Regions from separate parts of the Homo sapiens genome. Here all the other regions are linked to region 3. A link is a loop called in an ENCODE intact Hi-C map of the cell type or tissue named here. Cell type or tissue: IMR-90. All regions are shown on one strand.

What was found. Peaks named below come from ENCODE experiments on the same cell type or tissue, not always from the same donor. Only the 100,000 strongest peaks of a DNase experiment are listed, where the experiment ranks them.
Region 1: it touches region 3 in a loop (16-fold over the local background); 72 of 110 quality-filtered maps call a loop at or near these places.
Region 2: a loop joins it to region 3, with 19 times the contacts of the local background. A loop is called at or near these places in 4 of 110 quality-filtered maps.

What each region holds. Positions count from the first base shown.
Region 1 is chr16:82,226,240-82,234,239 of GRCh38, forward strand. No RefSeq gene overlaps it. Among named protein-coding and RNA genes, the nearest start is that of MPHOSPH6, 60 kb to the left of the region's middle. In IMR-90, a CTCF peak has its summit at 3,980 (motif pointing left); a DNase peak (open chromatin) is centred at 3,972; H3K27me3 peaks cover 278 bases.
Region 2 is chr16:82,452,009-82,460,008 of GRCh38, forward strand. It overlaps the pseudogene LOC124903788. Among named protein-coding and RNA genes, the nearest start is that of CDH13, 170 kb to the right of the region's middle. In IMR-90, a CTCF peak has its summit at 4,802 (motif pointing left); no DNase peak of the experiment used is centred here.
Region 3 is chr16:82,027,620-82,035,619 of GRCh38, forward strand. It overlaps HSD17B2 (hydroxysteroid 17-beta dehydrogenase 2), which reads left to right and starts at 7,634. Exons shown (of 5, transcript NM_002153.3): 1 at 7,634-8,000. The coding sequence starts at 7,806. In IMR-90, a CTCF peak has its summit at 4,002; a DNase peak (open chromatin) is centred at 4,012; H3K4me3 peaks cover 128 bases; H3K27ac peaks cover 1,720 bases.

The DNA.
Region 1 (8,000 bases), 200 kb after region 3:
GTAATATATAGGTACACAGCAAAACTGGATCTTCAAAGCCTTCAAATAGGCTTTATTGAATTGATACTGTGTTTGATTCTGGTCTCAGCCCTTGGCTTGTGTTGAGACCTCCTTTGAGACCCTCACTGTCATCTGTGTCAGTATTTTTAAGGATCCCTTACAAGTGTAGCCGGGTGGAAGCCCGTCTGCTTTCTTCAATGTGGTCGCTGGTCACGAGTGTTCAGGAAGGATGGAGGTGACACAGGTGAGCCACAGAGAGCTGGCGTCTCCCCAGCCACTGCTGCCGCCTTTGCCTGTCAGCATTCTGACAGGGACGGTTTGTCATTTTACCAGCTGACTCCTCGACTTTGACATTTAACTACAGCATCTTACACAAGACTCCAGACACCTTGAATCTGGCTTAATTAGCAAGGCTATGCCTCATCCTTCCTCCCCAGGTGCTTCTCCCAGTGGCCAACTTTAGAGCGAATTTAGCAGTAGATTTGTAGGTTGCAAGCCTGGACTTTGATTCTGGCCCCTTGTTATGCAGGGAGGGTTTCTGCCTCAGCATTAAAAAGATGAAAACAAATGTCTCACAGGGAAGAGGAGATTCAGAGTCTGGTGGGGTCAGAGAGCCAGATGTGGGCAGGAGACCCACCAGGAGGAACTAGCTAGGAAGGGGAGGAGGTAGAGGTAGCAATGGCTATGACAGTGTTTAGGTAGCAGGAGAAGCAGATAAACACAGTTATCTGTGGACTCATACATGTGGATATTCCAGAATCTGCAAATGGAGGGGTGATTGAGGCACTGCACAGTGAACTGGTTTCTTCAGTAATTTCAGGAAAACATGTGACTTGTTAAGGCTCCTTAGAGGCAAGCTCAATGGATCGATAGGTGAAGTATAATCTTACTAGCACTACAGGGACCTGGTTGTTACTGAGATGTATTCATAGTGATTAGTTAAACCTTATGATGATGTATTTAATTGTGATGTATGAGAAATGTTACTCTGCAGAGTATGAAAGAACGACTGTATGAATGTATCGAATTGTTTACTTTTCCGCTTTCAGTGTTGTGTGTAAGAGGATGTTGCCCCCAATTTAAAGAGAATGCCACTGAGTTTGTGTTGTTAAAAAGAAGGGGCTATTTTCTAAATATGGTGTTGGATAGAATCTCTATCCTCAAGTAGAAGGACAACTAATGAAGTTCACAACCTAAAACATACCGTCAATAACAGATGTCAACTCTGTGTGTGGCTTACATTTTTGTAAGTTAAATTGTGTCTAATGAATAGTCTCTCACGGCTGTTACATATATGCACAGGATGGAAAGCAAAGTTCTTGCAAAATTAGATTAAACCAAATGCAGATGATCCAAAATCTACAATGAAAAGGATTAGCTACTAATTACTCCATTCTTCATTCAACAAATATTAAAGAGCACCTACTATGTATCATGCACTAGAGATACAGGGTGAACAGAACATACAAACTCCCTGCTTTCATAGAACAGACACTCCAGTGGAGTGCGGATGACACTACAGAAAAGAGTGATGAGGAAAATATCATCAGGTAGTGAGACAGTGCCGATGATTCTCAAAGAGTGATCCCAGATTAACAGTGTCAGCATCACCTGGGAACTTGTTAGAAATGCAAATTCTCAGCTTCTGCCCTAGACTTGCTGAATCAGAAACTCTAGGGGTGGACGCAGGAATCTGGGTTGTAACAGTTCTCTGGGTGATTCTGACGAATGTTCAAGGCAAACAACCAGGCGCTATGCATGGAAGTCAAATTGCAGAACGTAGGTGAGACTGCTCAAGCATTTCATTTGTATTGGGTATGTAGAGAAGGCCTCTGTGCAGAGCTGATCTGAAAATAAAGATTTGAATGTCAAGGAAACCCATCCATGGTTGTGGAGAGAGGGAACAGAGAGGACAGAGATCTTAAGTTGGGAATGAGCATGATTTTTTTTTTTTTTTTTTTAAGACAGGGTCTTGCTCTGTGGCCCAGGCTGGAGTGCGCCATCTTGGCTCACTGCAAACTCTGCCTCCTGGGTTCAAGCAATTCTCCTACCTTAGCCTCCCAAATAGCTGGGACTACAGGTGTGCACCACCATACCTGGTTAATTATTGTATTTTTTGGTAGAGATGGGGTTTCACTGTGTCAGCCAGGCTGGTCTTGAACTTCCGGCCTCAAATGATCCATTTGCCTCAGGCTCCCAAAGTTTTGGGATTGCAGGAGTGAGCCATCATGCCTGCCCTGAGTATGGCATATTTGAGGGACGGAAAGAAGGTTGGTATGGCTGGAACATTGTTGTCAGGATGGAAAGTGTCTCCGGTTCCAGTCGGAGGTGCAGGCAGGGATCAGGTGGTGGTGAATAGTGCTTCCCCAATTTAATGGGCACACACACCATCTGGAGATTTTGTTAAAATGCAGATTACGTATGATTCAGTAGGTCTGGGGTGGGGACTGAGATTTTGCATTTCAACAACCTCCTTGGTAATGATGTTGTTTCTGCTCCACAGACCATACTGTCAGCAGTAAAAGTCCCGGGCTTTGGAATTATAAAATGCAACCCGGTACTAAAGCTCTGTGACGGCGTGTGTGTGTGGGTTTGGGTTTGTTTTTTACCCTGGCTAATTGAACTGTGGCTTACACTGGGACCTTGTTCATGACAGGCAGTTGATTGGATTAGATGGTGCTTGAGACAGTTGAGAGGTGTTTGCAATTAATGTAAAAGGCGAGCCATGTCGTTTAGTGTCAACTGGCAGAACGTGGCCAGGTGTGGCTTGTCTGGTCCTCAGGAGGGTGAAGGGAGAGGCTTTGTGATTTCTTTTTTTTTTTTTTTGAGACGGAGTCTTGCTCTGTCTCCCAGGCTGGAGTGCAGTGGTGCCATCTCGGCGCACTGCAAGCTCTGCCTCCCGAGTTCACGCCATTCTCCTGCCTCATCCTCCTGAGTAGCTGGAACTGCAGGCGCCTGCCACCACGCCCAGCTAATTTTTTGTATTTTTAGTAGAGATGGGGGTTTCACCGTGTTATTCAGGATGGTCTCAATCTCCTGACCTCGTGATCTGCCCGCCTTGGCCTCCCAAAATGCTGGGATTACAGGTATGAGCCACCGCGGCCGGCCAGGTTTGTGATTTCAAAACACAACTGTTTCCAGACTCCTTCTCTCAGGTCCTGTGCCCTTGGTATTTCTGAGCTGACCAGCAGAACCTTCTCTTTGTCACTGACTTTTGTTCAAGGTTTGTCTCCCTGCTCAGATCCTGCCTCATAGGCTATCTAGTATTTAAGTCTCTTTAAAATTCTGGCTACCCATTAGTGACCCATTCTGTGTTGATGTTTAGGTTTGCTCTCTATTCTTCCTCTTCCTCATGAATACCAAGACATTGAGATCAGTTGTAGCCCATTCCCTGCTGGGAATCCAATTCCCAGGGCTATGGACTTTCAGATGAGGCCCTGTTCCACAAAACACAATTCACCCAGTTATATTGGACTCACTTTTGTTTCTTAGCGTCCTTATACACTTCTGCCAGGTTTGATGTCCTACCTGAGCACACCGTGACATCTGACAATGAATGATGTGTCTCTGATTTTTAGTGTCACTGGGTTTGTCCTCTCCACCCTAAAGTTCCGTAAGTGTATGTGTGAGTTTGGGTTTGTTTTTTACCCTGGCTAATTGAACTTTGGCTTACACTGGGATCTTGTTCATGAGGGGCAGTTGATTAGATTAGATTGGATTGGATTAGCCTCTCCCTTGTCCCTCCTGAGGCCCAGACAAGCCACACCTGGCCAGATTTTGCCTGTCGACACTAAAGTACATGGCTCCCCTTTTAAATTAATTGCAAACACCTCTCAACTATCTCAATTACCACCTAATCCAATCAGCTGCCTCTCTTGGTGGTACTTGGCCTTTCCCACCCATAATTCTGGGAAAACCCTCTCTCTGGGAGTTAATCATCCTGCAGGGAGTTTCTGCTCCTAAGCTCTCTGCTGCCCTCTGCTGGGAGGCAGAGACCTTTTCCCTTGCTGCACCATGGAGCTCTAGTTCTTTGAGTAGCAAGCACCTGCCAAGATACTCCACCCTTCCCACATTCATTCTTTCCTTTCCCGTTCAGCAAATACTTATTGAGGATATCCTGTATACCAAGAACTACAGGCCCTGGGATACAAGGTGAATAAACTTGGCTCCTATCTCTTAGGACCTCACTAAGGCGAAAGACAGAAGGGTTAATAACAATTAGAATATGGCTTGAGAAAGGCCAGACGAGAGAAAGCAGAAGATAAAGGGAGACTAGGAGAAAAGAAACGTTAGCAATGCTCACAGGAGAGAGGAAGCCTTCACTAGGGTTTTGGCAGCTGAGCTGAGTTTTAAGGGATGGGCAGGAGTAGGCAAATTGCTGGAGTCTTGGATTTATAGACTAGGAGGGATGGAAAGGATACTGGAAATTACATTTTGGTTGACTTAATAATGAACCATCCATTGTCCTAGAGGACAATGTCATAGATCATTCAAATTTATATCTTTTCCTTGAGGGTTAACACTGGGGTTTTCTTATAGTCCTGCTGCCTTGTATTTAAGCATACAAATATCTAAGAAGAAAAATAAGCATCAGGATTTTTCTGTTTAAAATCAGACCAAAAAAAAAAAAAAAAGATATAGGGTCCCATGATCTCTGTATTTTTTGGAACTTGAGAGATTGTATGTCCTACCTCTCCTAAAAGCTAAGGAATTGGATATTTTTCACTCTTGTATTATTTGGAATTTACCTGCTATGAACCAAATAATAAGAGTAAATATATTATCCCCAGAAAGATGTTTTGTTACTGTTGCTGGTGAAAAAAATGAGCTCACTAACATTTTACCACCCCCCACCCCAATTATGCTGTTCTTTCACCGGAGCAGTGCTCATGAAGATAACTGACAGTTTCAATAGTTATTTGTAAAAAGTTGGCATCCAGGCTGGGCATCCTGCCTGCAGAATGGCATAGGCTGAGGATGAATGGTAAGTTAATGAGCTTATCTACCTCTCAACCCCCAGCATGAGGTACCGTAAACAGCATCTGGCTTAGTAATAGAGACGGAGAAACACCACAATACAGGAAGATGAAGTTATTACATTCCTACCTGGATAAAAATGAAAATGGAGAATTCTCAGCTGATCGATCAAAGGAGCATATGTCTCACCATACAGTGTGATCTCCTTGCGGCTATGACCCTTGTCCCTTTTTATGTACCTGGCTCCTCTCATACAACCTGGCCCTTAGTAGCTGCTTCCAAAAAGTTAGTTTAATTAAGTTGAAGTTTATTGCCCTTTAAATGGAAGCATGCTCTTTATATCTTCCTGGTTGGTAGAGTTCCTGGAAAAAAATTTGCTTAGCTGCATATTTCATGGCACATGTGTAGACTTGTCACAGGAATATTGGAGAGGACCTTCCTGGAGTTTAGTTCCCTTTCTGAAGTCTTCAGGCTCTCCACGGCTCTTAACAGTCTTTCTAATTTGATTCAGAAAAAATCAATAATAAACCACTAACAACCTTTGCCATTCCTTCCCTAGGATTTTTCTCTTTCCTGAAATAGTTCATTGGTAACTGAGAGGTGACACCAAACATGAGGCAGATAGAAAGCGATATCATGACACACCATAGATAAAAGTCCACTTTTCCCTGAGGCGTGAACACCCACTGAAAGAAATATGGGGGAAATCAGAGAGAAGATTCCTATGGAAGCTCTATGCTCTGTCTAGTAGAGTAAAGTAAGTAGGTCTGGGGGATCAAGCTTTCCACTGAAAGAACCTCTTAGCCTTTTATAATCATAGAATGTGGGACTGGAGTCTTGAGGTATTGGTATTATCTTTTCAAATGATGTGTTTTTATGAGTGATGTATTTGTGTTTGGCTATAAGAAAACAAATCTACTGACTTATGAAGGCTGACAGAGAACAGGGCTTTATTTTTCTTATACGAAGGACACAGGCAATGTTTGTTCAGTGGCTCAAAAATGTCAGGAACACATTGTTGCTCCCATTATTTCTCTGCTTATTGCTTTTACCTCCAGGCCACCCTCCCTTCCATTAAGGCCTGAACCCAGCCATTCTCTGTTGCTTATGGCTTTGTGGTTGCAAGAAGGCTGCTATAGCTTTAGTCCTCATGGCCAAGTTCAAGGCAGAAAGTCAGGGGCAATGGTTTAGGCCACATCGTCGCTTTCATAGGAAAGCGAAATTTTGCTGGTAGTTTCCCAGATGGCTTCCTCTTACATCTCTTTAGCCAGAACTGGCTTCATAGGGCCACCCCTAGACATTAGGGGAGTAGATAAAGTAGATACTGGATCCACTACTGTCATGGACAACAATGAGGGGCTGTGAGTAACAAAGAGGTGGAGGATGGGCATTGGCAGGCACTGAATGGTATCTACCACAGGTGAGGAAGCATACCACTACTCAACACTGGTGGACAGAATATTTTTAAAAACACCTCAGTGTTTATATGATGCAAACAAGTAAGTGCTAGATTATTATGCCAATTATTACCCCAATGCCCTGATAGAATGTAAAACAGAGGTGGGTTATCTGGTTTTGACCACTCTTGACACCTGCAATTGGCTCCAGTGGTCAGGTAGGGTCATCCCCAATGAGATCTATCTGCGTTTTTACATATACAATTCTAACAGCTAATTGTATTGAACTGTGTAGTCAACTAGTAGTATATTTGTCTTGAAACTTTCCAGAATCCCCCAGATTCATCAACAATGAGCAACAAACTAGCATCACGATGCAGGTATTGGCTCATTGACCACCTGAATGACTAATTCCCCACACACTAGCTCACAGTGGAGGTGATTCAAATTAGTGCCTTAGCAAAATTACAAATTGCTACATGTCATGCTCCTCCAGGATCTCTCACAAATTGTCAAAATCATGCATGTTAAATTTGCAAATGAAAAAATGCCTACTGTGTATTCTTTGAAATGCTTTCATGTCATCAGCAAAATTGGTGTACAATGACAATTTTTTGTATTTATTTATGAAAGTATTGAAATGGCTGCAATATTTGTAGTATTTTGTTTAAAAGAGGTAATAAGAGGCCTCCTCCACCCCTTGTCCTCAGATATTGTTCCACTTCAAAGACTGAATTTCCTTCGTCTTACAGGCTTGAATCTATCCTGTAGAGTGGTTGTGAACCAGAGTCCTGTTTAAAATAAATCATCATAAGGTAGCTGGATTCAGGCCTTAATAATAGAAATGGTGCCCTGGAAATGAAAGAGGAGCAGAGTAAGATGATTGACCTAGTTCTGAAGAAAGGGAGGTGGTCAACCTCAGGGGATGGGCTGGGAATTGGGCCTATAAGTCTCCCTTCCACTTTCTGTCTTCTCTACCCCATTGTCCCTTCCATATTTTCCTCTTAAAAAAAAAAACACTATGGGCTACATTCCAGAAATGGGAGTATGCTAAGGTGCCTAGGCATGTACATCTGTATCCATACCTATTCCCATAAGTACACCTATACCTATACCCACACCTATCTATTTGTACTGATTGGTATTAGGCCAACAAAATTGCCAATACATTTGTACTTACAAAATATCAAGGTTTATATAAATATGACAGACTAAAAACCAGTATTGCAGTCACAGATTTTATTGTCTACTGGGTAATATACAACTCTGTAAGAGTGGAAGGCCGTGCATTAGTTGAGCCATCCCCCTGATTTTGTACCTAATGTTCTTTCAAAAACTTGTGCAAAAGTCAGCTATGAAACTTCAATGAGATTACATGTGGGTTCTGTTACTAGAGAGCTGAAAAACATTCTAACGTCCCTAATTACACCTTAGCTTTTAGGCATCATTCTCGATGATTTATACATTCCATACAAGGTCTTTCATTTTATTATTTCCTTTCAAAATAGAGCACAAGTTTGACCAGCTTGAAGTCAATGAGCATCTGATTGAGGCTAATGACTTACCACTTTCCACAGGCCTAATGATTTCTATCTTTGTCTCTATTGTATTGAGTTAATGAGACCT
Region 2 (8,000 bases), 420 kb after region 3:
GCATCAATTTACCTGTCTCTAGGAAGTTCCTATCCTGTTTCCTCCGGTTAGCCTGTATCTGGGATATAAAAATCTGCTGAAACATCAGCCTCCGTGAACCACACAGCATGACTTGTTACATGTCACAGATGACTGCCCCTTGCTGGCCACCAAACTTGAACCATTCCGTGCAGCCGCTGCCTGTTGTTTCCTGTTATGTTGTTGAGGTAGCACTGCCAAGTTCTAAACACATGCCCTGACTCCACCCAGAGTGGCACCTGCACACAAAAGCAATGCCCAGGGAGTGCCAGGCCGAAATAATTTCTGCAGAGTTAAACTGGAGCATTAAGTGGCAAGTGGAATTTGACAGAGGGGAGGAGCAACCCCACTTTCTGTAAGAACATGAAAAAAAAAACCCACAGTTATTAAATAAGCTGGGGAAAGAACAAAATTACACAGGGATGAAGAAAAGTCTTTGCTTAGCGTGGCTGAAAAATACCGACCTCACAGATGGGGTAGGGTTGCGCTGGAGGTAGAGCAATGTCAGCAATAAAGAGAGAGAATAAAGGAAGGAAGTCACGGCCAGCTTGCAAAAAGTTGTCTCTGTTGTCTGTTCTGTGAAACCGCTTGCCAACAACACCGTTAAAATGTAGGTGTTGGTGTGAAGATCCAACAAGGTACATTCTCTGAGTCTGGAGCCACTTCTAAAGGAGCTAAATAAAAATGAAGCAATTAATTGAGACACATTGTATAAAAGAAATCAGTGTAATACCAGATGGAAGGAGTCATGTCTGCAATCTTAGTGGAAAGAGCATTATTTATCGAGCATTGACCTTCTAGTGTGAGCACAATGCATTCATTATCTCATTTAATTCTTACGATTACCAGCTGAGGCAGGTGCTTTCATTATCTCCATTTGACAGATCAGGAGGATTGTAGCTTAAAAGGCTTAACTCGTAAGTGGAAAGGTCAATATGTAGACCGAAGCTTTCTGAATCCAAAATCTGTGTTCCTAACCTCTATTCTGTACTGCTGGCCAAAATTAAAAATACTGAAGTGTGATACAAGGAAATTATAACTCTGATTGGATGAACTGAATACTAGGGTTTGTCTGTTCTTCAGAAGTAAGATGATGGTGTGGATTTAGGAATACGTATTATGGACTCTATTGTAAGTGACAGATTCCCGCCCTAACGTGGCTCTAAAAAAAAAAGGAGGACATGGACTCCTGTGGTCAGCTGAATAAAGGCACCCCAAAATGTCCACATCCTAATCCCCAGAACCCATGAATATCCACATCCTCATCCCCAGAATCCATGAATATCCACATCCTAATACCTGAAACCCATGAATACGTTGCCTTTTATGGCAGAAGGGGCTTTGTAGATCTGATTAAGTCAAAGATCCTGAAATGGCAGAGATGATCCTGGAATATCTGGGTGGTCTCAACATAAAGAAAAGGATCCTTATAAAGGAAACAGAGAGGTTTGGTTACAGAAGTAGGAGACAGGAGGATGGAAGCAAGAGTTTGGAGCAGTGTTAGGAAGGGCCCCGAGCCGAAGAATGTAGGTGGCCTCTAGAAGCTGGAAAAGGCAAAGCAACAGCTTTTGCCCTAGAGCTTTCAGAAGGAACACAGCCCTGCCAACATCTTGATTTTGGACTTCTGACCTCCAGAACTGTAAGAGGATACATTTGTGTTGTTTTAGGCTATCCTTACCGTTATCGTGGTAATTTTTTACGCCAGCAAAAGAGAACTAATACAACTCCTGTACCTGAAAAGCCTAGGGCAGCAATGGCTTCAGGCTTGGCTGGGTCTAGGAGCTCTAATGGGGTGGCCTTGATGCTGTCCCTCCTCATGCCTTAACTGCTTTCTTTTGCAATGGCCGTATTCACTGATGGGCTTTCGCTGGGTTGTGGCCAAGCTGAAAACAGTAGCCTCAGGCTTTTGCCTCACCACTGGAGCAATCCCAGTAGCGCAAACTGCACCCCTTTCCTAGTAATGTCTGCAAATGTCCCAGGGCTGACCTGCATGGGCCGAGCTTGTGCCCTGAATGATCACCATGATTCTGATTGGCCAGGTCTCATCATTGTGTCTCAAGGTAAGCGGGGGATCAGCCCTACCTGAACCTCAGTGACTCTTAAGGTAGAATGGTGCTTTGCAAAGGAAAATCCAGCTGGGCATGCAAAAACAGCAGATGCCTACCAGAGGGTGTGAGGCAGGAGCACTGAGACTTGGATTCTTGCAGGTTCTAAGGGAAGCCAGAGAGACAGAATAGAGGTTTCTGTCTCACCAGCAGAGACAGTGAACAAAACCAAAAAACCGTTCCCCTCCATCCTTTTGTGGTTCCTAAGTGTGATGATTGGGTTTTCATACTCATGTGTGAAATGTACCTCCCTCAAGCCTTGTTATGATGTGGCGGGCACATTACCCTTACCCATCTGATGAAAAGAAAAGGAAAAACAAAAACTTGGAAATCAGTTATAGGCAGCGGTTATGGGGTGAATTCAAGGTCTTGTTGCGATCTGATGGAGAAAGACAGGTGTGAAAAGGACAGGAAAATAAAAAGGAAGGATCCCTTGCTTGCTGGATGGGAGAAACAAGAGGACCATGAGAATGATCCCTTTGGATAAATGTGACCTGATGACACCTCCAGACCCTGAGCTCCTTCCTGGGGTAGGCCTGGCTGTTTGCCGAGAACAGACTCTGCAGAGCAGTCTTTGCACCCCAGCGGAGCTCAGTCTGCTCTGTGAGTCTCTGCATACTACTGGAAACCCCGACGGAGAGTCCCAGCCTTTGGAATTCCCTCACTGAGGCCGAGATTGAGCAGTGCTCACCTTCTAGGCCACCACCCTTCACCCTTGACATTCACCTTCAAAAGTGAGCTAAGAGGCAGATGATATGGCGGCACTGTGGCAGGTACACCCCAGAGCCAGTCCATCTAGAGTATTGTTCCATGTAGCTCACAGAGGGAGCCTCAAGTTTCTACTTCTTTTATTCTTGCCCCCAAGTAAGGGCATCTCTGTTTTGGTGCTTATAACTGAACAGGATGGACACTTTGGCCCCCGGTTCTAAAACCCAGTCGCGTTTTCCTGATCCTTTAGAAGTATGAGTCAGATCATGCCATCCTGTGTTCACAGATATCTGATAGTTCTTTAGTCCTCTGAGTCAAGGCCAAGTCCTAATAAGGTTTACTTCATCTCACATCAGGGTGCCCTCTGTTGACTGACACCCTCACCTGTTAGTCTTACCTTCAGGTGATACACAACAGCCACCCTGGTCTTATTTATTTAATTTATTGTCTGTCTGTTCCTGCTTCCTACTATCAGACAACCTTTGTGAGGCCAGGAATTTTTGTCTGTCTTTCTTATTGCCATGTTCTAAGCATCTAGAGGAATACCTGCATGTGTTAGGTGCTCAGTAAGCATAGACTGAGTTGAGGTGATGAATTAACTCAGGCATGTGTGCATGCATGCATTTCACCATCACTTACCAAGTGTGTGCAAAGCACCAGCTAATGAACTAGAAGCTGCATTCAGCAAGACAAACTCCACATGGTCTCTGCTCTTGAATAGCTCCTGCTCTAGAGGAGAGAATGGCAATCCCATGTGATAATTACTAAAAGGTTGGATAAGCCCAGGGTACTCAGGGGACATGGGGAAGACAGGAGCGCACCAGGGCCAAGATTCCTTCCTGCTTCTGTATACATAATTGCATCTCAAGCCTCTCTCAAGCCTTGTTTTGATGTGGCAGGCACATTACCCTTACCCATCTGATGAAAAGAAAAGGAAAAACAAAAACTTGGAAATCAATTACAGGCAGCGGTTATGGGGAATCTAACACGTAATTGCGATTTTATTGTTTATGTCCCGTTAGAACCATCTCTAGGTGTACACGCTCCCTTTCTGAGCAAATGCATTCTAAATCCAATAGGTTTCCCTGCTGCCATGTTGAGTTCTAACTCATGGGTAGTTAAATCCCAGAATACTGATGTTTGCTGGTGGAAAATTGCCGTTTCCTCTCCTTGCTGAGAGGAGGTGGAAAACCAGAGAGCATTAATATTAAGTAAAAGGTGATATTGAGTAAACGGTGGAGAGGCATACTAGGTGCTTCTAAGCCCAATCCCCACAGGTAGCTCGTGCTGGGTGGCAGAGAGCGAGTGTGCTCCCCACTCTGGAACTGACACTTACTCTCGTCTGTGCCAGGCTCGTCCCACAGCTATTTGGATGGCCACTTTCTTCTGATTATTCAAGCCTCAATTTTAACATAAGCTCCTTAGAGAGGCAGTCCCTGACCACCTTATCTAAAATTGTTGCCCTCCACATCATCCTTGTCATTTTCCTCATATCACTAACTATAATCTGAATACATCCTGCTTCCTGTCTTTCTCTTTTATTTAAAGCTAAGTTCTATATGGACAGCAGCTATTTCTGTCTTCCTCACTGTTGTGTCCTCAATACACATAGTAGGTGTTCAAAAAATATTCATGAATAAACAGACAGCAAATAGAGGGGATACTTGAGATACAGTATCTAAACTGTTGGAATTTGTAGAACTAGAAGACGCCACTTTTGGCTGTTTTTTTTTTTTTTCTTTTCTTTTCTTCTTTTTTTTTTTTGCACCTGAGGAAGGAAGCAGCTTAATTGAAGCCACCCCAGCAGAAGAATCCACACCACAGTCCCACCTCAGGTGGACACACCATCTACTACTCTTGCTGGGGAGAGCTCCAAGCTCCTGGGTCGCGGTGGAGGTGGGTGGCATGCCTTGAGAGCCACTTGGAGCCACCGCCTCCTGACTGAGGCAGTGCCCTCTTGTGGCAGCTCTGTGATATACACACAGTCCTTCCAGGCTCCCCAGAGTTTCCTGATAGTTTATGAGACACACCCTTCTCTTTGCACCATTCAGCTCCTTCTAGAGGCTTATTACAGATTCCACTGGGACCAAAATTGACAAACGCCAAAACCACTATGAATTCCAGGAATGACCTTAAGCAGTGTTTGATAGTTCTGTTAGAGCCAGCAACTCATTTTGAATACTAAATTACCACTACAGCCTTGCAGTTCCAGTGCATACCAGAATTTCCAGCCCTTCTCATGTGTATTGCTTCCAAGAACTGCTCCAAGATTTTAGCCCTGTGTTCTTTTATAAAGTTTACTTTTTTATTGAGCTATAACCTTCACAAAGTAAAATGCATACATGTTCAGTGTACAGCTTAATGACATTTTTTTTTGCTATTAGTTTTGCCTGTTCTTGTACTTCATGTAAATATCATCATTCAGAACTTTTCTTGTGTGTCTATCTAAACATTTCAAGTCAATATTTTGTCTATGATATTCAGTGGCTTATTCTTTTCCATTGCTGTGCACTTACTAGGTGACAATTTCAGACAATAGTATGAGCACACTGCAATTTATTCATTCTACATTTAAGACATTATTTAGCTTGTTACCAGTTTTTGTGAATAACTGAACATTTTCATACATATATTTTTGTAGACTATTCATATAACCAGGAGAGGAATTGCTAACATATTTTAGCCTTGATAAATACTACCAAACATTTTTCCAAAGTAGTGTATCAATTTACACTCCCACCTGCGTTGAATGAGTTCCTCCACGTCTTCATCAATACTTGGTATCATTGGTCCTTTAAAATTTAGCCATTCTAGTATGTCATTGTGCTTTTACTTTGCATTTCCCTGATGACTAATGAATTTGGCACATTTTCTTATGTTTATCGAACCTTGCATTTTGAATAACTACACATTTATTGACCAGAGCATGTACTCCCCTGAAGTTTGTAGACTGCCTTTGGACCTGTCCTTTTTTTAATGAAACTTTCTCTATGTTTCCCATGGGTTGTAGTCATCACTATCCATATATGAATGTAGACTAGAAACCTTAAATCTGTCTTTCCTTCGCCACTGTGCTCAAGAAGTCACAAAGTCCTATGGACCCAGAAATATCTCCTGAATGTGTTTGCTTCTCTTCATTCCCATTGTGATCACCTTAGTTCAATTTTATCATCTCTTGTCCTTACTAGCAGGAGAATGTCACTCTCCACATTCCCTTACTTGAAGAATGGGTTCCATTTTTCTGAGAATGTTTTCTTCTTTGAATCCACAGGCAACACAACTAGAGAGAGAAATAAGAATCATGACTACTAACATCTTTAGAATGTTTAGTGTCTTTCACGACTTTTACAAGTTTATTATATGCATTATCTTTGAAGTAGGTACTCTTTTTTTTTTTATACCCCCATGCCATCAGCCACTGCCTCGCTACCTGCTGATGGCAGCTGTAGGCACCCAGCTCTCTGCATTCTAGGGGTGCACACACCAGGAAGCTAATGTGGGCCCTGGATTTCTTTTTTTTTAAATATACTCTAAGTTCTAGGGTACATGTGCACAATGTGCAGGTTTGTTACATATGTATACATGCGCCATGTTGGTGTGCTGCACCCATTAAATCATCATTTACGAAGTAGGTACTCCTATCATCCCCCTTCCCCAGTTTCAGATAAGGACATTGAACTATAGAGGTTAAGAAACCACAACAAGTAAGCTACATGGTTGAGCTGGAGTTCAAAACCAGAGTCTGTCTTCAGAACCAACTGCTTTACCACTCTATGATATTTGCCGGTGGTACTTGATTGAAAGTTACAAGCTCATATTTAATTAACAGATTTCATTTTTCTACATAATTGTGGTTTGGAGATTTATAGTTATGCCGCTGGGAATGAGGCGGATTTGACAGCTGCCATCTTGGCTAGAGAAATAATCTCTGCATTTGGAAACATGGCGGTATCAAGGCCAGTATTGCAGGTTTGAGCCTCTTCCTAGCCAGTTAGCTTCCACGGAGGAAAACAATTAGTGAGGACTATGAATCACAGGAGAAACTGGACAAAGAGTGAGGGTGGATCCCTATAAACCATCTTCACCACTGCAGGTGCTGCTGACGATAGGGCTTCTGTGGTTTATAACCAAGGGGGACAGGTCCTGCTGGAGCCAGCAGCCTCAAGAGCAGGTGAAGCAGTAACAAGCACTGTTCCTCTGTTGCAAGTTTCAAGTGGGTCTTGAGGAAGTCAAAACCGTGACAGCCCCCAGGATTAATCCCACCAGGGATACAATGCAAAAACTAAGATCCACTGGGCAATTACAGTGTGCCAAGCACTAGGCTGAGTGTTTTATGGCCACAAGCTTATTTAAAAATCACAATAACCTTATGAGAGAGCTACTGTTGTTATACAGTAGCCAGCCGTTATCCAGGGGAGATTCATTCCAAGACCCTTAGTGGATGCCTGAAACCAAGGATAGAACCGAACCCTATACATACATATTTCTTTCTATACATACACACATATAATAAAGTTTAATTTACAAATTAGGCACAGTAAGAGATTAACAACAACCCATACTAAAATGGAATAATTATAACAATATGCTGTAATGAAAGTTTTGTGAATGTGGCCTCTCTCTCTCAACATCTATTTTACTGTATTCCTGCTTCTACTTATAATCTGTCCGTTTCATAATCAGTGTGACTACTAAGTGACTAATGGCCAACAACATGGACAGTGCGGCTACGCTGGACACAGGGGAGATTCACATCCTGGGCAGGATGGAGTGGGATGGCAGGAGATTTCACCATGTTATTCAGAATGGTGCGTAACTTAAAACTTACGAATTACTTGTTTCTGGAATTTTTATTTAATCATTTTGCACTGTGGTTGACTGCATGTAACTGAAACTGCAGAAAGTGAAACCACAAATAAAGGGAGACTGCTGCACCCATTTTGCAGATGGGACCTCGGAGACCTAGAGAGGTTAAGTAACAAGTGCTAGGCCAGTGCTTCTCAAATATTAAGGAGTTTATAAATCCCCTGGGGACCTGGTGGAAATGCGGATACTGACCTGGCAGGGCTGAACTGAGATTCTGCGTTTCTAATAAACTCCCAGGGGATGCTACTGCTGCTCGTTGAGGTGCCACACCAGTAACAAGGCCCCGCTCCTACAGCTGATAAG
Region 3 (8,000 bases):
ATCGAGACAGAGTTCAGGGATCTTTCAATCTGTGTTTTACTAACAGAATTCACTGATTCACTGTGTATGGAACACAAAGGCATGCAGGAGCGTGCCTTACTCGTCACGCACACGCAAGCCTCAAGGGCAAGGAGGGGTCTGTATCTCTAATTATTGGTCCGGAATAAACATTTAGCAAATAATTGATGAATCAGGGAGTGGACTAAAAGCCAATCATCAGGTAAATCTATTAATGTTTAATTTCAGTGGATTGCCTCACCCTACCCTTATTGCTTCATTTTTTGATTTATAGTCATAAGCGGCAGATAAAGGCAAAGTTGGCTAGGGAGCAGTCTCCACAAATAGAAACCCATAGGAAGAGTAAAGAACATGCAAGTCAGGGTAATTTCTGACCCATCAGTCGGGAGGAGGTTCCTGAAGTCAAGTGTTATTGAATGAGAAATCTGGACCAGACACTGTACTTGACATTTGACCAGCATTTATCTCACATGACCTTCCTAAGAACACAATGAGGGAGACACTATTAATACTATCCCCAGTTTACAGACTGCAGAGCCCAAGGAGATGCTTAGCAGCTGGGCTTGAGAGCTGTAATGGAGCAAGGAGGGAACCCACATCGGCCTTCAACAGCCTTCCTCTGGTCCAGCAGCTGTGAGCAGGCCTACTTGTTGGAAGTGGACTGACTGGTTGACTCGCTGGCAGTGCATGTGCACAAACACATACACACGTGCACACACAGACACCTACACACAGATACAGAGAGATACACATACACATCTACATATATACACACATGCAAACACACATATATACCCACACAGATACAGAGATACATGTATATATCTACATATATACACACAAGCACACACATACCTACACACAGATACAGAGAGATACACATACACATCTAGGTATATACACACATGCACATACATACGTATACCTACCCTCAGATACAAAGAGATGCATGTACACAGCTAAATATACACACACATGCACACACATACCTACACACAGATACAGAGAGATACACATTTATGTATATACACACATGCATACACACATATATACCTACACATAGATACAGAGGTATATATATATATATATACACACATTCACGTCTACATATATACACATGTACATACACACATATACCTACACACAGATACAGAGATGTACACATCTATATATATATATACACACATGCACATACACACATATACTTACACACAGATACAGAGATGTACCCATCTATATATATACACACATGCACATACACACATATACCTACACACAGATACAGAGATGTACCCATCTACATATATACACACATACACATATACACATATACCTACCCACAGATACAGAGATGTACACATCTATATATACATAGACACATGGACATACACACATGTACCTAAGCACAGAGAGATACATGTACACATCTACATGTATATTCACATACACACATATACCTACACACAGAGATATACACATCTACTTATGTACACATATGCACACACATACATATACTGACACAGATACAGAGATAGACACTTCTACTTATGCATACACACTTGCACATACATACACATATATTCACTCAAAGACACACACGAATATACAGATATACCTGCACACATGCACATCCACGCACCTATGCATGTGTGCACTTGTACAACACCCTTACACATATCTACACATGCATGTGCACACACACATATACACACACATGAATGGAGACACCCCCACACGCTTCCCACATCCGCCCCATACCCCATACGTACACTCACAGACACAGACACACAACTCTACACACATGTGTACATAAACATACATGTACGCATGTACACACATACACGAATACCCACATACCTACATATGGATATACGTACCCTCACTTACACACACACAGACACAGGCACACCTACACACACGTACACCTGTGCACAAGCACACACATACAGGTTTATACACATATACATGCCCCCAGAAAGACAGATACACACACACACACACACACACACACACACACACACACACCACTCTGCAAATAGCCTGGTTACATACCAAGTTGTGATGTGAATTTCCATCTGACCTCACACTGAGGCATTTGTCACAATTCATAAACCAATACTGATACATTAGTATTTTTATTTTTATTATTTTATTTTATTTTATTATTTTTTGAGATGGGGTGTCGCTCTGTCACCCAGGCTGGAGTGCAGTGGTGCGATCTCGGCTCACTGCAAGCTCCGCCTCCCAGGTTCATGCCATTCTCCTGCCTCAGCTTCCCGAGTAGCTGGGACTATAGGCGCCCGCCACCACGCCTGGCTAATTTTTTGTAATTTTAGTGGAGATGTGGTTTCACCATGTTAGCTAGGATGATCTCGATCTCCTGATCTCGTGATATGCCCACCTCGGCCTCCCAAAGTGCTGGGATTACAGGCATGAGCCACTGTGCCCGGCCAATACATTATTATTAACTGAAGTCTATACTGTATTCAGATTTCCTTGGTTTTTACCTCATGTCTCTTTTCTGTCTCAGGTTTCCACATTACATTTAGTCGTCACGTCTCCTTGGGCTTCTTTTTGCTGTGACTGTTTCTCAGAATTTCCTTGTTTTTTGATGGCCTTGACCCAATACTTGCTGGGTATTTCATAGAATGTTCTGCAATGATAAAGTTGCCTTTTTTTTTTTAAATCACATCATACTATCAACATGATTTGCCATTGTTGGTGCTGACCCTCACTACCTGGGTAGTGTTCGTCTGGTTTCTACGTGGTAACGTTGCTCTGTTTCTCTGTTTTCATGCTGCACTCTGGAAGAAAGTTACCATGTGTAGTTCACACTTAATGGGGAGTTACACTCCAAGTCCTTGAGGTAAGGAGTATTTATGTCCATTATTTATAATTCTTCAGCATGTGAGATTTGTCTCTTCTCATCCACCTAGCTGATAATGTATTTATATCACTATGGAGGAATGGGTATTTATTTATATTTTGGATAATTTCTCCTCATGTGTATGATATTTTACTATAAAAAGTTAAAAGTGACGCAGAAACTATAAAAACGAATTTTATTTGATAACAAACACCGTGGTAGTCAAGAATAGGGCACTTTTGTTAAAAGAGCAAATAAGTCTTTGGACACATAAGCAAAAATAAAGCTTCAAGGATAGGGGAGGTGATAATCTTACTCTATTCTATGTTCTTTGCACTGTACTGAAAATATTGTGCCCAGTTCTGGGCCTAATCTTTCAGGGGAGATGTAAGTAATTGGATGCCATTCTGAGAAGTGGCTGCAGATCCCTGAAACCCTATACAAAAAAAAAAAAAAATGAGATCTGACTTACTTGGAATTTATGATAATTGAGGAGTTTAGACATCTTTACCACGTATTATTTCAAAGATAGAAAAAAGGCATGGTCCAGCCCCAAGTTCTGGCTATCTTCTCCTAGTCTCCCCACTCCTGCCCACTGTATAAAATAGATAAATATGTAATACATGATATTTGCGCAATCACAAACACTCCAAACATTAGTTATCACCCTAATGCTCAAAAAGCAACAAACGAACAAAAAACTCGTATTACCAACAAGATCTCTGTGATGTCCCTGAGATGATCTGTTATGGCTGGTACCACCCTGTCCATGTCCTGAACTTTGGGTCACTATGACATCAACACACAGTCATTCTCTGCTTGGCAAATCATGCCGTCATTATGTTACCCTCATCATAGGAAAATGTTCTTCAATTATTGTAACAATGTGATTTTAAAAATGTTTGAGCTCTGAAATATCTTTCAAATATCTGAAAGAAATAGAACAAGACATCCTCTGACTCCACGTGGAGTGGGAAGACAAACGTCAAGATGAATTTGACCTAGAGGAGAATGTTCTAATATCCCGAGCCATCTTGAATGGGAAAATCAGCCTTCAGAGGAAGTGAAGTGCCTGTTCTCAGAGATGTTCTGGCAATAGACAAGATGACCACTTGGTGGGGATGTTACAGAGGGAATTCCCATTTTAGATGGGAAGTTCCTTCTTCAAGTTCTCTTCTAAACTCAACATCCACCAATTCTAAGAAAGTGTACATTGGAGGATTCTCAGCATTTTTTTTTCCCCAGCATTTTTTGCCCAGCAATTTTTTTTGGGGGGGCGGCAATCCTTTCTTTTGGGTAGGATGTTTTGTTTTCAGATGGCATTTTCCAAAAGGCCCCTCTGCTGGCAGGAGGAAATGACACATTGACCCACTGGCGTCATTAGCAAGAATGAGTTGGTCCAATTGGCTCCTTTTCCCTGGAAGGCTGAGAGCAAGCCTGCAAGCAAGGGGACACTGGCCAAGCCATGATGGCCTCGAGAATAGCTTCACGACAAAATGGTGGGGACAAACAAGGGACACGATTTAGCTCAATAGGATGCAGGAAATCTTCATTCAGCGGTAGCTCTGAGATGGACTGACCCTGAGGTTGGGATGAGGACATTCAGGGCTTAGAAAGGATTGGGCTAGTTCTCACCTGGGGATTCTGCAATTCCATATATTCCCCAACTGGTAAATAGCCTTCCTTTCCACCACCGTGCACCCCCACTAGTCTCTGCTCCTGCAGCAGGCCTCCTGGAAGCACTGCGTCCTCAACTCTGCAAGGCCAGGAACCGGGTCTATATTGTTCACTACTGAATTCCTCCATGGCTGGTGCAGAACTGGCCACCTAGAAGACTCTCAATAGAGATGTGATTCTTCCTATATTTTTCCAACAAATATTAATTATGTACATGTGATGTGCCAGGCACTGGACTGTGCACGTGGTGAACAGTAAAGGAAAAACAATAAACAGATAAGGTTCCTGCCCTCATGAAGTTTATGGTCTAGTAGGGGAGACAGAAAACGTTCTTAAACTGATCAAAGTAAATATATAATTGTGGATTGAGCTAAGCGCAACAAAGGCAATGAATAAAGCGTGCTGATAGGAGATACTCAGATTGGGTGACAGGAGGTGATGTTTAAGCAGATATCTGAAGGATGACAAAGGAAACAGCCGAGTGCTGAACTGAAAGAAGAAATAAATGAGTGAGGAGGTAGCTGTCAAGAACCTCTCTCTCTGCTCAGAGGAAAAAGGCTAAGAGGCAGTGGGTACTCTCAACAATGAGAAAAGTGCCTACCATCCATGAGTGCCTGTAAGTGCCAGGGACGATGCAAGAATGGTGTCATTCACTTTTCAAAACAGCCCTTGGAAGAAAGACTCCTCCTACCGCCAATTTACAGAAGAGGAAACTGAGGCTTAGGAAGGGCAGGTAACTTGCCCAGTGCCTCACAGCTAAGCCAGGATTCGAACTCAATTTAGAAGTCTGTGAGACCCGAAAGCTCATGTTCTTAATACTGTTCAGCCCCTTCACCATCAGGGCTCAGGGAGTATCCTTCATGGGACTTCTGTGTGGCCTGAGGGTGGCTTTTGCTCATAGATTTTACCCTCCCCTTGGGAGCCCCAGGACAGAGTAGGTCTGGGAACTCGCAAGGGCTGCCTCCAGGAGAAAAGCCACCTCTCTCAAGTGGGCGTGCACTTGGCAGGAAGCCTGCGCAGGTGTTTGGCTCAGCCCAAATGTGGGAGCCACTGACCAAATGCCAAGACTCTCAGCGAAGAGCCATAGCTAGTCCTGTCTCCCCACCTGGAAGCTGTTTTTCGAACGGAGCTAACTGCCAGGATGCTCTGGGCTGGTGAGGCCACAAGGATTGTGAGAGGTGCCCTGTGGCTCAGATGGCACCCAGGAAGGAATTGGGGTCTGTTGAGGGAGGGAGAGTTCAGGGCTAGCCAAAGGCAATTCCAGATCCCTGCCCCTAAGCTTCCTGGCCTGGAGCTGGTAACGTCTCCCTGACTCAAATGTCCATGTGGCTGGGAGGGCAGACAACAGTTGCCATCACTCCACGCAGACCCTCATAACTGCCTTGTTGTCCAACCCCACAGTCCCACAGCACAGTAATGGTTCACAAGACACTGCTTCCCACCCCTTCTCCCTTGGGTCTTGAGTTGGCTTTGAGCCCAGGTGGGCTCTGCCTCACCTCCCTTTACAGGGGATACGCTGCTGGGTCCCTTCCTTCCCGAGTCCTGCCTCCCCAACATCATCCACAAAAGGCATCCTCTCCCTTCCTCCTCCTGCCCCTCATTTAACTCCAGCACGTGTTTTGAGACAAGTCTATACTCCACTGGACACTTTGTTTTACACGACTTCCTCTTATTCTTCATTCTCCTCCTGTTTAAAAAACATGAATCACTAGCATTTATGAGGTTCCTTCTACTGTTCCAGGCAGGATATGATATTATTTTATAGCCAAAGGGATGAAGATCTAGGGAGGTGAAGTGACCCTCCCAAGACTATGTAATTAATAAGTAGTGGAGTTAAGATTAGATTTGAATAGAGGGAAACTGACCTCAAATAGAGAATGTTTCTCTCTAGCTATGCCAAAGTCCAGCCTTTATCACAACCTTGCCTCCCTCCAGCCAGGCATGTGGCCCACATGGGGCACGCCCTGAGCCCAGGTGCGGTGACCCCTCTCTGGCTTAGCACGGTTAGGTGGTGCTGTAGTTGCAGAGTGCTGGCTTTTAAGCCGCTTGTGAGTAAGGGATTTATTTTTTCCCAGCCTCAGTTTTTCTCTCTGTAAACTGACCATAATAATAACACCCACCTCAAACAGTTTTATAAGGTTGAAATGGGGTGAAAGTAGGAAAGATCTAGCACATAATGCACTAATTTTTTTTTTTTTTTTTGCCTAAAGCAGGCAGTGGAATAGAATGCTTAGGGGCATACAGCTCTGAGATCAGGCTGCAAGACTCCACTGCTGTGTGATCTTGACTAAGTCTCTTACCCTCTCTGTGTCCTGGTTTCCTCACCTGTAAAATTACTATAATACTAGAATCAACTTCATAAGGATATTGTATTCAAGGAGGATGAGAGGAGTCCCAGTGAATGGAGGCTGGCATAGAATAGGCTTACAATAAAGAGAAAGAACAAATAAGCAGCTATACACAGCCTCTGCCACAAAAAACTACCAATAGATATTAGCCGCTATTAGTTAATTGTCATTATTATCTCTCCCTGGCATGTTTCCACTCAGGCAAGACCAAAGCACTTTCCTCTACCAAGGAATATCTTCCTCTACTTTCATATCCCTCTCCATCCAACCCTTCAGCCTGCCTCAGTTGGGATTTGTAGGAGTCCTGAAGCTATGGACCAGATCAGAGGTGCCTTCCCTTCCAGAATCTATTTTCCAAACTTCATCGATTGCCTATATTTATATGCATGCATGCACACACACGCACACACACACACACACTCTCACTCACTCCCGAGTCAGAAAAAGGACTCAGCACCCAGACATACTGCAGGCTCTTGAAGAAGACAGTATTTTCCTGTGAGCTAGAGGATCTTCCTGTTATTCTCCATGCAGTTCAAATTCTGTCAATTATTATCCAGTTAGTCATCGCTCCAGAGGTGGACTGTCATTAAAAAAAAATAGAAGGTGTGTGTTTGTGGGTGAGTATGTGCATGTGTTGTGTATGCAGGGGGTGGGGAGGGGCGAGAGCGGTCAAATAGGAAGTGCCTTGGTATTTATGTTGAAGTGCACACTGGTTTAAATTACCCACTGGGAATATGATTATGCTTAATCTATGCTCAGTTGAAAGGGGCTGGGGCTGCTTTCTCCCCTCCCTTCTTGACTCTCTGTTCACAGAACTCAGGCTGCCTCCAGCCAGCCTTTGCCCGCTAGACTCACTGGCCCTGAGCACTTGAAGGTGCAGCAAGTCACTGAGAATGAGCACTTTCTTCTCGGACACAGCATGGATCTGCCTGGCTGTCCCCACAGTACTATGTGGGACAGTATTTTGCAAATACAAGAAGAGCTCAGGGCAGCTGTGGAGCTGGATGGTCTGCCTGGCAGGCCTCTGTGCAGTCTGCCTGCTCATCCTGTCCCCTTTTTGGGGCTTGATCCTCTTCTCGGTGTCATGC